4 separate regions of the Homo sapiens genome follow, and regions 1, 2 and 4 are each linked to region 3. The links are chromatin contacts, found by Hi-C or POLR2A ChIA-PET in ENCODE. All regions are on one chromosome and are shown on one strand. Each heading gives the region's core, a stretch centred on a gene start or an enhancer-like site at or near the end of the contact. The rest is flanking DNA. Distances are from core to core; before and after follow the strand shown.

Region 1 (2,911 bases), core at 88-2,587, 810 kb before region 3:
AAATTTCAAAGTAATTTTTAGCAAAAGGTATTTTAATTAAAAATACTTGACTGAGCATGTTTTTTTTTTTTTTTTTTTTTTGTGCATGGCAGTAATAGGCATTCTGGGGAAATGGATAAATGTGGAGATTTTCCTTTTTTTTCAAATTACTCAGAGTCTAGTGCAGGAAGTTTTAGAGTGATAAAAACAAATGCTGGGACCCACTTTCAAGGCAGAGTAGGAAAAGCATTCAAAAAGTGTTGTCCAGCAGAAGGGATTGTAGCATATATTTCTCCTGGAAAATCTGAGGGAACTTCTTAATTAGAATTGGTGTTTAAGCTGGAGCTCGATGGATTGGTAGGATTTGAGATGGAGAGGAGAGAAGAGTGAGGGTGGAAAGATGAGAAAGGCCCAGAGTTGGCAGAATGCAGGGTGTATTCTGGACTGGAACCTTGGCCTAAAAAGATTCTACATGCAATGGGAAAAAAATATGATAAAATAGACTGGGATCAGGTTGTGGAGGGCTTTAAATAGGATGGCCCTTCTGTGTATAATGGGAAACTGCCAAGGATTCTGAACAGGAGGTGCCTGGATCTAATCTAGTGGTAGCATAATGGCAGAGAAGTGCAAATTTGGTGGTCAGATAGAGGTTGTTGGAATCATGGAATCTGTTCTCTTAGTATTATAAACTCAGTGAGGGCAGAATCACGTCTGTTGTGTTTATATTGCCTGGCATGTGCTGAAAAGCCATTTGATGAATGGATGATTTCAGAAAGAGAGACAATGAAGACCTGAACTGCAGTGACATGGGGAGAAGGAGACTGAACACTGGAGGGATATCCAAGTGATGTTTGAGTCTCCAAAATACTGTCTGGATGACCAGGAAGGTGGTGGTGCTATTAATTAAAATAAGGAGTATAGGCAACTCTCTAGTGATAGAAATTTATGTGACAATCCCATACAGGGTTAGTCCAGGAGGCATTTGGGAATGGGGAATGGGAATTGGAGGTCAAAAGAGGCTGCTCGGACTAGGAATGCAGATTTGAAATTTGTCTCTTTTGAGCTTAGTGATTGAGGAGATAAGAATGGGTAATATCCTCCAGGAAGAGAGTGTTTGAGGAGAGGGTCCAAGGGTAAAACTTTGGGGAAAACAAACATGGGAGGTAGAAGATGAAGAGGCAGCAAAAAGCCAAGAGAAGTAGCCAGAAACTGGAGAGAACCACGAGGCTGTTTTGTGAAGGAAGCCACGGAGGTGGTGGAAAGCATTGAGTGCTGTGCAGAGGATGGGGGAGTGAGAGGCTGCACTGGTCTTGTGCGGTTGCTGATGACTTCCTTAGATTTATTTCAGTCTTCTGGTTGTGGAAACCAGATGATAGTGAGTTGAGGTGTGATTGGAGGCTAAGGATGTGGAGGAAGTAAGTGTGGGCTATTTTGAGAAATTCTGTGGCAAAAGCAGGGCAAGATGGGGAAGTTATCTTGTTTTACAGGGTAGGAGGTTAGAGGAATAAGAATAAGCCACTGCAAGTTACTTAATCACAGATAGGGAGGTATGCAGATCTGGAACTATGTATTCACACCTGGATCCTTCAGCGTTTGAGAAATTTAGAAACCTAGTTCGCAGACTCTAGCACATGCCTCTCTGATGGGGGAGAGTGGCACAGTGCAGCTTCTCAAGACTTATCTGCATTGGAGGGCCAGGTTAAAAGATTGTTAGTCTCCAGTGTTGTGGACTGATACTTTTCTAAATGTTATAAAAAATGAATTATTTGGAAAATAATCATTCTCCTGTATATCATGGCAGTGTCAAATTAAGAGTTTCTAAACACTTGCTTTCAGTTTCTTTATCTCATTTGTGGATCTTATCAGGCTGCAGGTCTTGATTTGGGCAGCACTAGTGTAGTGGGGAAGGGAGCAGGAGAGTCGAGTGTTTTTCACAGGTGGCGCTTTTGACTTCCTCTGTAGGCTAGTGATTCCAGGTTAGAACCACTGAGTAACAGTTACATTCCAACACTAGAAAAAGAGGGACTATGTTTATACCAACTCCAGGTGTTGGAGTCAGTAGACTTGAATAAGATGTTTTCACCCTTTTCCCTTCTGTGAATACTTACAGATTATTTGAGGTAAAGAAAAATTGCTTAAACATGCAACTGCTTAAAATATGAGAACTATTACCAATCAGTTATAAAGACTAGGAGTATTTAGAACAGTATGAGAAAATGTTAATGAGTGCTATCTTATGTTAAGACATTATGAATATTATGAATGTTAAGTGAAGACAAATTTCATTTTGCTCTGATAACTGTAAAATTATGCATGCATATTTTATTTGTCATGACATTTTCAGTTATAAGTGACAGAAATGCAACCCAAACCAGCTTCACACAGTGCATGCATTTACTTATTTATGAAGTGAGGGTTGGGTGGAGTGCAGTTGGCTTTCAATGAGTCCTACAACAGGATACCATCAAGACCCACGTGTAAGAATTGTCTAAATTGTGGAGGTGGAGTAGAGGTGTCTGCTAGTAGGAGAGAGTTTGTGTCGAAGCCTAAGGCCAGAAAAGGTAAAATAACTGGCCCCAACCCTCATGGGTACTCAGGTGCAGCAGTGGTTTGAACCTAGGTCCGTGGTACTGAACCATGACACAGCCTCTGCTCTCCACCCTACAGAGCATGTGAAGCCTTCTGAACCAACAGGGTTTCTAAAGCAGGATGTCATTATTTAAATTTGACATTTTAGTGTAGATCTTTTGCTTTCAGATTTCAAAGGATGTAAATTGAAGAATTAGCTTCATGCTAATTAGCATTCGGCTGCTATTTATAATTTGTTACTGCATCTCATTTTCAAAAGGGATTTATTTTTATTCATTCTCCCTACATTGGGCAATATGAAGAACAACATGAATCATTCTCTTATTAAAATTGATAGCATCAC
Region 2 (2,927 bases), core at 193-2,692, 910 kb before region 3:
TTGGCTTTTCTATGTTTAACTCTTTAATAGTCTAAGATATATTTTTGTTTATGGTATAGAGGTATGAATCTAAATTATTACTGGCTTTTAGATTCATATGCTTTTGTGAATACCAAAACACCCGGGCTTATTGGGTGTCTTTGTTTTGCTTTGTTTTGGGTTTTTGTAACGCAAAGAAAATTTCCCAGGGAGCCATGCCTTGTTATTCAGAGAAATGTGAGTAAAATGGAAAAAGAAACTTTTAGATAGAAACAAAGACAGAAGGAGAGAACAATTGGAACAGAGACAGAAAAGCTGAGATAGAGACTAAAACAGAAACAAAGATAAGTGAAGGAGCAAAGAGCAACAAGCCAAGGGAGGGAGACTAAGATCTAGAGGAGGAGAGGGCTTTGTGTCTAGGCTTGGAGCTTGGATTGCTCACTGAGGCTGTGGGGCTAAGGTGATGTTCAGGGGCAGCAGTGGAGGATCTCCCTTGGCCCCACTACCCGAATCCAGTTTTAGACTGTCCCTGGATCTGGGGAGGCCCCACATACTATTGGGGGACTTCAGTTCCCCATTATTCTCCAGCTGGCTCAAGGTCTGGAGGATCTCAGGGCTTGGAGAAAAGTATCTTTCCTCTGCCCTCTCCTTAGTCCTCCTTCTTGCCAGTTTGTCTTCAGCCTAGCATTCTAGGAAGGACAAGATCCTTAATACCAGCCATCTAAAATGGCCACAGGTGGGGCTGTAGAGTCCAACTATCTCAGTCTGGCTCTGAAGTCCCATTCTCCCACCCCACATTACTTCCATCCCAGTCTGTTTCCTGGAGCTTAGCCCCCTAAATCTCTCCCAGTGTTCCAGCCAGCACCCTTTCTTCACTGTTACCTGTAGCCATTGGCTGAAGACTTTTGGGTTCCATGTACGAAGGTGAAAAATCATTTATCGAACACCTACCATGAGTGAGTCACTGGACTAGGTTCTCAATATAATTAGCTTAATTCTCACAATGGTCTTGTGAGATAGTATCCTTATCAGAGGGGTTAAGTAATTGTGCCCATCAATAAAGGGTAGATCTGGGATTCAAACCTTGGGCCTAATTCCAAATCTTATAGTTTTTTTCCCCTGTGTCAAGCTTTTGGGCTTATAAAACATCTCCACTAGAAATTGTCTTCCCTAGAATGCCTTCCTCTTGATCTCTGCCTATCTAGATGACATATTCCCATCACTGTACTGTACAGGGCTATTCTTCTACTTCTGATTGCATGTAGCTCAGGCTTCATTTGACACGGGGGCCTTATTTATAGCCTGTCTCCTATGCTTACCTAAGTATTGTGATATTTTTGTCTTGTCTCCTCAACTGAGTTATAACCTAGCACTGTGTATTTTACTTCTTTGGACTTCCTGCATTGCCTCACACTGTGCTGCCAACTGTTGGCTCATTCATTCACTCACCAAATATTTTCTGAGAAACCTCTATGTGCCAGGCACTGAGCCAGGGGCTACAAAGGCAAAATGATCTGTACTTTCAAGAACTTTCAGCTTAGTGCACAAAAAATGTGTTTACTAGATGTTTGTCAAAAATATTTTCCAAACCAGTTTTGATAGATTCCCTCCCTGTAGTATGGCATTGTCATGCTGTAGTCACAGAAAGATGTGGACTCTATGCTCTGGCTCTGGCATGAAAATCTGTACAAAGGGGCCAAAGACCAAATGGCTATCCTTCCTGCTTACTAGAGTACTTTCAGGCCTGGACCTTGGGCGATGACCCCTTATTCAATGCTCTTATCACCTCTTATCAAGGTCTGAATCTTTAATAGATAGCACTGAGGGGATGTTGGCACATATCTTGCCTTGGGGTCAGATAGACCTGGAATTCAAGTTCTGCTTAAGTGACCTTCAGCCAGTCCCTTCAGCTCTCTAGCCTTAGTCTCCTCACCTATAACATGTACATTCTAATCTCATAGCAGGTTCACAGGATAGGTGAGATGTTATTTATAATGAGAGCTTCCAAGTCCCCCAACTGTGACTTTGGGATCTTCAACAACTTAACCTGTCTTTTATTCTTTCTACCTCTCTGATTAATTAACACATTATCTAAACCTTTAAAGCTCTAGGTGGCTGTTGGTACACATTTGTTGGACATATTGCAATTTGTAGTTTTGTGGTTTGTAGTTACATCTAACTTTACACAAATAAATGTGTTTCTGAAATGACTCAAAATAACTTTCTGAATATAAAATCTTTTTCCACATTCATTTTTTAAAGGTTTCAATTAAGTCATTTTTTTCTGAATAGGTAATTCACTCACATAGCTCACAATTCAAAAGGCACCAAAGGGTTTATATAAGAAAAGTTTCCTGGCCAGGCACAGTGGCTCACGCCTGTATTCCCAGCACTTTGGGAGTCCGAGGCGGGTGGATCACAAGGTCAGGAGATCGAGACCATCCTGGCTAACACGGTGAAACCCCGTCTCTACTAAAAATATAAAAAATTAGCTGGGCGTGGTGGCACATGCCTGTAGTCCCAGCTACTCGGGAGGCTGAGGCAGGAGAATGGCATGAACCCGGGAGGCGGAGCTTGCAGTGAGCTGAGATTATGCCATTGCACTCCAGGCTGGGCGCCAGAGCAAGACTCCATCTCAAAAAAAAAAAAAAAAAAAGGAAAAAATCCAAAGTACTTCAAAATGTGAAAAAAATTCCACATCAAAATGCAGTCAAATGCAGTCAAAATGCAGTAAAAACTCTACTAAAAATACAAAAATTAGCCAGGTGTGGTGGTGGGCACCTGTAATCCCAGCTACTCGGGAGGCTGAGCCAGGAAATTGCTTGAACCCAGGAAGCAGAGGTTGCGGTGAGCCAAGATTGCACCACTGCACTCCAGCCTGGGCAACAAGAGGAAACTCCAAAGAAAAAGAAAAAAAAGAGAAAAGTTTCCCAGTTTCTTATTCTTCC
Region 3 (2,893 bases), core at 316-2,815:
TTCCTCCTAAGTGTTGGGCTTATTCGTAGGGAGAGTATGGTAAGCCAAATAAAACTATAGTATACATAGTATTTTTCATATAGTATACATATTTTTATATGTAATATGAAAATAATGTGTCCAAAGGAAGGTGAGTGGAAACTACAGCAAAATACCAGAGTCTTTCTTTAGAAAAGGACAGCTTCTATTTTGATGTAAGAGTATGGCTCCTCATTAGCCCTAACTTGGACTACAGAATGACTTCTTCTGAGCAGAGCTTATAGGAGAAAATTTTGATAATAAATCAGGACTGATGACGTTTTTGTTTTTTGCCTGAGAATTTTCTCAGAGTTTCTCTGAGAAACTGTATCACAAAATTCCTATTAGATTGCTCTTATGTAGACAACTTGAAATTATTGGCAATTTCCAATTTAGCAAAATGTTGGCTATAATAACTTAGTGAATTACGACAATAACCCGTTTCTCTTAGGTTTCTGATATTTAAGTGTCCTTACAGGAGAAAGATGAAGTTATCTTATAATTGTCCAGCTCAACTGCTCATCTTCTTAGCATAAACACTGATTTGGAAAATACTTTGCGTATCACACGTAGGAGCCTGGGAATGTTCTCATCCGAACTAAACAGTGGTTAAAGGTTTTTCAACAAAGTTCTTGCTGCAATATCTGTTTTCATACCCAATTACTCAAACCAGGTCCTCTTCCTCTTTGCTTCCTCTCCTTGCAATGCCCTTCCCTCTCTTCCCTAAACTGGAGAACTTACTTATGCTTAAGATTCAGCGCAATTGTCACTCCCAGGTGAAGGCTTTCTCAACAAGGCCTCCCCGTCTGCTCCCAGAGCTCATGGCAAGCAGCTCGGCTTTTATCAGAGAATAATGGGATTATCTATTTTCCTGTAGGTCTTGCCCCGGGGGTGTAAGCTTCGAAGGCGGAGACTGTGTCTTTTACATTTTTTCCCGTTTTTATTGCCCAGCCAGCCCATGTAGGTGACTCTCGGTGTTTCCTAGGCGGCCAAACTGAAGGAGTTTCAGCTGGCACAGGGGTTCCCGCCAACCGAGCGTTTAAAAATAAGCAGCGGGGGACGTTAGGGAACAGAGGGTGTCCCTCACGACGACCGACTCTCATCAGGTCCACGCCGGCAGAAGCGATTTTGCAGTTTGCTTTGATGAGGAAAACGCTCTCCCTGAAGAGTCCCTGCACTATTTCTCCAACTCTGTGACCGAGACGCTGTCCACTTTTCTCTAACGGTGACAGGAAGTCAAGGGGAAAACGTGGGATTCAAAGGTTTGAAGGTAACAGCCCTCAGCCACTCGGGCTCGAGGCCCGCGGTTGACCCGAGCTGATGTCTGTGAGGAGAGGTCGCGCGGCGCCTTCCTCTCCACGCGCCTGAGATCCCACCCGTGGCCGCCGCGCCCTCAACTGCCTTCTCCTTCGGTGCCCCGCCCACCCCTGGGCGGAGAGCACCGTTCTCGCGAGAACGCTGCTGGCCTCGCCTCTTCGCATTGTGAGCTCTCGCGGTAAGAGGCTGAGGAGCCGGCCTGCAACCTGCCGGGGCGGCTCCGCTACGCGCAGCCGCCTCAGTGGCTTCCTCCACAGCCACCTCCGGAGGGATCTGGCTGAGGAGGAAGTGGAGGTGTCACTGGCCCCGGCCTTTGCCCCAATCTTGTGTGGGCACTGAAGGGGGACTACAGGTTCGAGAGTGAGTGGACTCAGCTGGGGAACTCGGCGGGGGCGGCGCGGGAGGCTGGGCTTGGCCGGGGCGAAAGAGGAAAGGGGCGGAGGGCGAATCTGGGCGTGAGAGCCAGGCTGCTGCGGCGGTGGTCTGGGCGGCCGGACCCTGCTCGGGTACCGTGGGTGGCGTTTTGGGCTCCGGCCACGAGCACCCAATTAGGAGAGGCCGGGATAAGACTTGAGTTTTGCGGCTGCTGCTTTTGGGTTGGGAGTCCGGGGGCCTTTCTCCGGGGATGAAGGCGATACCCTCATCCCTTTCCAGGGCAGAGGAACCCCGTGCCCCGCCCCTTTCCTGTCATCTCAGACGAACGCAGCGACATCCTGAGGAAGGCGCATCACAATAGGGGATAAGGTGGTGGGCAGCCTCCCTCTGGGTGAAGAGGAGTGAGACCCCACTAACGTGCTGCGTGGTTTTATGTTGTAACCATTTTACGTGTGGTAAAGCTTTGTTTTCTTAAAACTTGCACGGAAAAGGTTCTGATGTCTTTCTTCTTCAGATGCAGGTGCCCTGACACCCTTATCTTTGGGAATGGGGCGGGGGAAGGTGAGACATCGGTTAGTAATTTGTTAGTGTGGGCCAGTGTGACTGTCCCTGGGCCTCACAGATTTCCTGCTTCTCCTTTCTCAGTATTCTGAGTCCATGATGAAAAGTCACTAGTCCAGACATGCTGAAAGATAGAGCTTCACTTGCTTGTGGCTTTGTGCACTTAGTAAACAAGATTATTTTACGAAGATTTATTATCTTGCAGAGTTTTCATGCTTTTTATTTAAATTAGCAATCTAAATGAAACAGCACAGGATATTAATTGTATTTGGACAACTGAGTTCCTTCCCGCCCCTATCCTCCCAACCCCCCAACTACACAAATTTGATCAAAATCTTTTAGAGAGGGGGTTAGGGATAAATTTTCAATGAAAGAGACTGTGGAAATCGGAATAAGAGATATAATAAAGAATGCAGCCATAACGGCCAAAAGAGTTTCTGTATTAGAGAGCCTGTCCAGGATTGAAGTTCAGTCCTGAAACCCAGGACTGCAGTTGTCATTTGAATATAAAGCGGAAAGCAGTAGAAAATACTTGGGAAGGGATTTGAAAGTGGACCAAGACTGGTAAAAAAAAAAAAAAAAAAAGTGTGAGAAGAATTATTTCTGATGATGTAAATGTGTT
Region 4 (2,771 bases), core at 62-2,561, 620 kb before region 3:
AAATACAAAAATTAGCTGGGCATGGTGGCCCATACCTGTAATCCCAGCTACTCAGGAGGCTGAGGCAGGAGAACTGCTTGAACCCGGGAGGCGGAGGTTGCAGTGAGCCGAGATTGTGCCACTGCACTCCAGCCTCGGCAACAGAGCGAGACTCCATCTCAAAAAAAAAAAGAAAAAAAATAGCACAATGCTATGCAAAGAAGCTGAAAGCATACCCATATAATGTCTGCCTGTCTTGATTAATATACATACTTGGATTGTGCATTTCATGAACCAGCCAATACTAGGGAGCAGATCTGACATGCTGCAGCTAGTGTGCCCTATAACCAGACAGAACTTTGACAATGTGCTTTTCCCCAAACCACAGAGTAGCCACTCTACTCACGAGGGTAATCCTTTGGGTGTGTCTTCTCGGACCAATTCCCATAAAATGTGAGTCTGTACTTGGCAGTTCCGCAGGCACAGCAGTCTAAGATGGGTTTGTCAGTCACCCCATCAAATGTGGAATCTGAAACAGTCAGAAAAGTCACCAAGTTAGAAAGTAAACGTGGGTTGTATATAAGGTGGTGCTATCATGGTCTCATTTTATCCTTAACCCTTAGGAAAAGAAGATGCAGCTTTCATTAGTTAATAAGACTTAGAGCCAGATCAGTACTTGGGCAATAAAGGATTTTGTATGCCTCTAAGTATGGTAATATTTTGAAAAAAAAAAAGAGAGCTTTTTCCCTAATAAATTGAGAAGATCTGTGGGAGCAATAACCCATAGGCTATTCGAGAATATTTAAGATGGGGGCTATGTTGAAAAATCAGGGGTAAAATTCACTCAATCATCCTTTCCGGATCCTGGTCTCCTTCCCCACCCCTCCCACAACAGGATTTCTCTAACAAATTTTAGGAGGAATACACATGTGTGCTTTCTCTAGGAAATATTCTCTGGGACCAAAATGACAGGACCAGAAGGAATGACTTTGAAGCAGAGCAGTGAAAATAAATGGAGAGAGATAAAGAATTACTGAAGGGAGAAAAAAAAGAGGCATGCATATATAATCACGTCACTTCTTATCATGCTTTCAGAGACTTCACTGGGAGGAGTAGGGGGTGGAAATGTGTTCATAAGCTCAGGTTTACTGTACTTCTGGGTATAGAAGTAGCCAGGAAAAACTTAAGATTCCCTCTCGGCCCTCATTTTTAGCTGTGAATAGCTGATAAGTGGGGAAAGAGAGATTACATGAATAAATTCAGTATTTCCGATTGTCAAACCCACATCTCTAGCTGCACGTTGTTGCTTTTAGTCTGTTCTGCTTCCTGCAAGATGAAAACAATGACTACAGATGTAACTTGCTTCAGTTGCTTTTTTTCACTTCCTCTAGTAGTATTAACATAATTTTTTTTTCTTTGCAGTTGGACATTTATTCTTAAATATTATACAAAGAGTAGTGGCAAAGAATGTTAAAATCATTGTGAGTGTTAGGAAGAGCATTTTACAAGACTTCCTTTTGGAATTTACTGGGTTGATTTGGTTTAAATATATAAAATCCATGATGGATAGAAGTGAATTCTAGGTTCTAGGGTGGAGATGAAAGGATGAGACATCATAATAATAACTACAAAATACTGAGTCCTTTTATTTGCTGATTTCTTTCCATATATTGTCTCGTTTAATCCTAACAATGCTAGGAGGTAAGTACTTTTGCTATCCCCATTTTACAGGTCAGTAAATTGAAGCAGATTAGGTAACCTGTTCAAGGTCACAGGGTTAGTGAACAGGGCAGGCAGAACTGGAGGCCAGGTCTTTTTGGGTCCAGGACTCATACCCTTAATCTCTGCACTACATTACTCCAGGAAAGACCTCATCTGGATAGGTCTGCATAGATAGGAAAGAGAGAAAACTTTTTTATTGTTTCTGTATTGCTTTTTTCAATGAAGAAAGATGCGCTAAAAAAAAAATTGCCTCCCTACATAGCTCTACGATTTCTAAATCAGAGATACATGCTGAGGTTTCAATTGTAGCTACTAGGGGCTATTAAATGAGGCAGCAATAGTCTCTACAAAAACCAAAAGAAGGCCAACTGGTAGCTTTGCCTTATCAAAAGGGCTTTCGGATATAGGTGGTAAACTTAACGATATTTCTGAGGGTTCAAAGGAATGCATAATAAACCTTTTGGATTTTCAAAGGAAAATAAGCTTCCATTTGAAAAATACATTTTTAAGCTCCCATTTGAAAAATAAATTTTTCAGTTTGAAAATAAAAACAGACATACTGTTTTCCTACTAAGGAAAAGCCTATTGAAAATGAATCAGGCTTTCAAAGGGCAGTGATAAGAATCGTCCACTTACTCCTCTTCTAACCACAGCAGGCAGGGTCTGCCAACCATGGGTAATTTCAGGCTATGGAGCATCTCCAGAGCCGCCCTCTCTCCCCATTTCTACTTGAAATCCACTGACTTCCTTTGCAACTCTCTTCCTGTATTCTTTGTTCCTCTTCCCTTTTTCTTCCTTTTCTCATTATCCTGTTTCTGTTGACATTTTTCTCTTTTTTCTGCGTTTCCCTTCCTTTTTCCTTTTTTTTTTGTCTCTTTCATTTAATTGCTTGTGACATGGTATTAAAGTATGTGTATGCAGGGCCGGGCACGGTAGCTCATGCCTGTAATTCCAGCACTTTAGGAGGCAGAGATGAGCGGATCACTTGAGGTCAGGAGTTCGAGACCAGCCTGGCCAACATGGCAAATCTCTATTTAGATCTTACTTGTGAGACAGAGATCTTTTCATAT

Evidence for each region. Hi-C counts contacts between places; a loop is a spot of excess contacts on that map. ChIA-PET counts read pairs that join two places held with the same protein, here RNA polymerase II (POLR2A). Pooled maps may share reads with other maps.
Region 1: a map with no recorded cell type shows a loop between it and region 3 (8-fold over the local background). The contact joins the enhancer-like site here to the promoter of BTBD10 in region 3. A Hi-C loop is called at or near these places in 2 of 37 single-sample maps with no recorded cell type and 2 of 50 pooled maps. POLR2A ChIA-PET finds 5 or more read pairs at or near these places in 1 of 52 experiments (CD8-positive, alpha-beta memory T cell).
Region 2: a loop to region 3 is called in a pooled map, with 2.1 times the contacts of the local background. The contact joins the enhancer-like site here to the promoter of BTBD10 in region 3. A Hi-C loop is called at or near these places in 1 of 168 maps with a recorded cell type or tissue (CD4-positive, alpha-beta T cell) and 1 of 50 pooled maps. POLR2A ChIA-PET finds 5 or more read pairs at or near these places in 2 of 52 experiments (GM12878 and T-cell).
Region 4: a map of OCI-LY7 shows a loop between it and region 3 (3-fold over the local background). The contact joins the enhancer-like site here to the promoter of BTBD10 in region 3. A Hi-C loop is called at or near these places in 2 of 168 maps with a recorded cell type or tissue (CD8-positive, alpha-beta T cell and OCI-LY7) and 4 of 50 pooled maps. POLR2A ChIA-PET finds 5 or more read pairs at or near these places in 2 of 52 experiments (CD4-positive, alpha-beta T cell and OCI-LY7).

What each region holds. Positions count from the first base shown.
Region 1 is chr11:14,269,842-14,272,752 of GRCh38, reverse strand. No RefSeq gene overlaps it. Among named protein-coding and RNA genes, the nearest start is that of RRAS2, 88 kb to the left of the region's middle. Within about 2 kb of position 1,337, at least 5 of the 41 ENCODE cell types and tissues checked have a DNase peak (open chromatin) inside an H3K27ac peak, as active enhancers do.
Region 2 is chr11:14,372,911-14,375,837 of GRCh38, reverse strand. No RefSeq gene overlaps it. Among named protein-coding and RNA genes, the nearest start is that of RRAS2, 15 kb to the right of the region's middle. Within about 2 kb of position 1,442, at least 7 of the 41 ENCODE cell types and tissues checked have a DNase peak (open chromatin) inside an H3K27ac peak, as active enhancers do.
Region 3 is chr11:13,461,894-13,464,786 of GRCh38, reverse strand. BTBD10 (BTB domain containing 10) reads left to right here and starts at 1,565. Exons shown (of 9, transcript NM_032320.7): 1 at 1,565-1,695. RefSeq lists an enhancer at 1,196-1,385.
Region 4 is chr11:14,077,636-14,080,406 of GRCh38, reverse strand. SPON1 (spondin 1) reads right to left here. Exons shown (of 16, transcript NM_006108.4): 5 at 386-508. Among named protein-coding and RNA genes, the nearest start is that of SPON1, 120 kb to the right of the region's middle. Within about 2 kb of position 1,311, at least 3 of the 41 ENCODE cell types and tissues checked have a DNase peak (open chromatin) inside an H3K27ac peak, as active enhancers do; they include CD8-positive, alpha-beta T cell and OCI-LY7, where a contact is called at or near this core.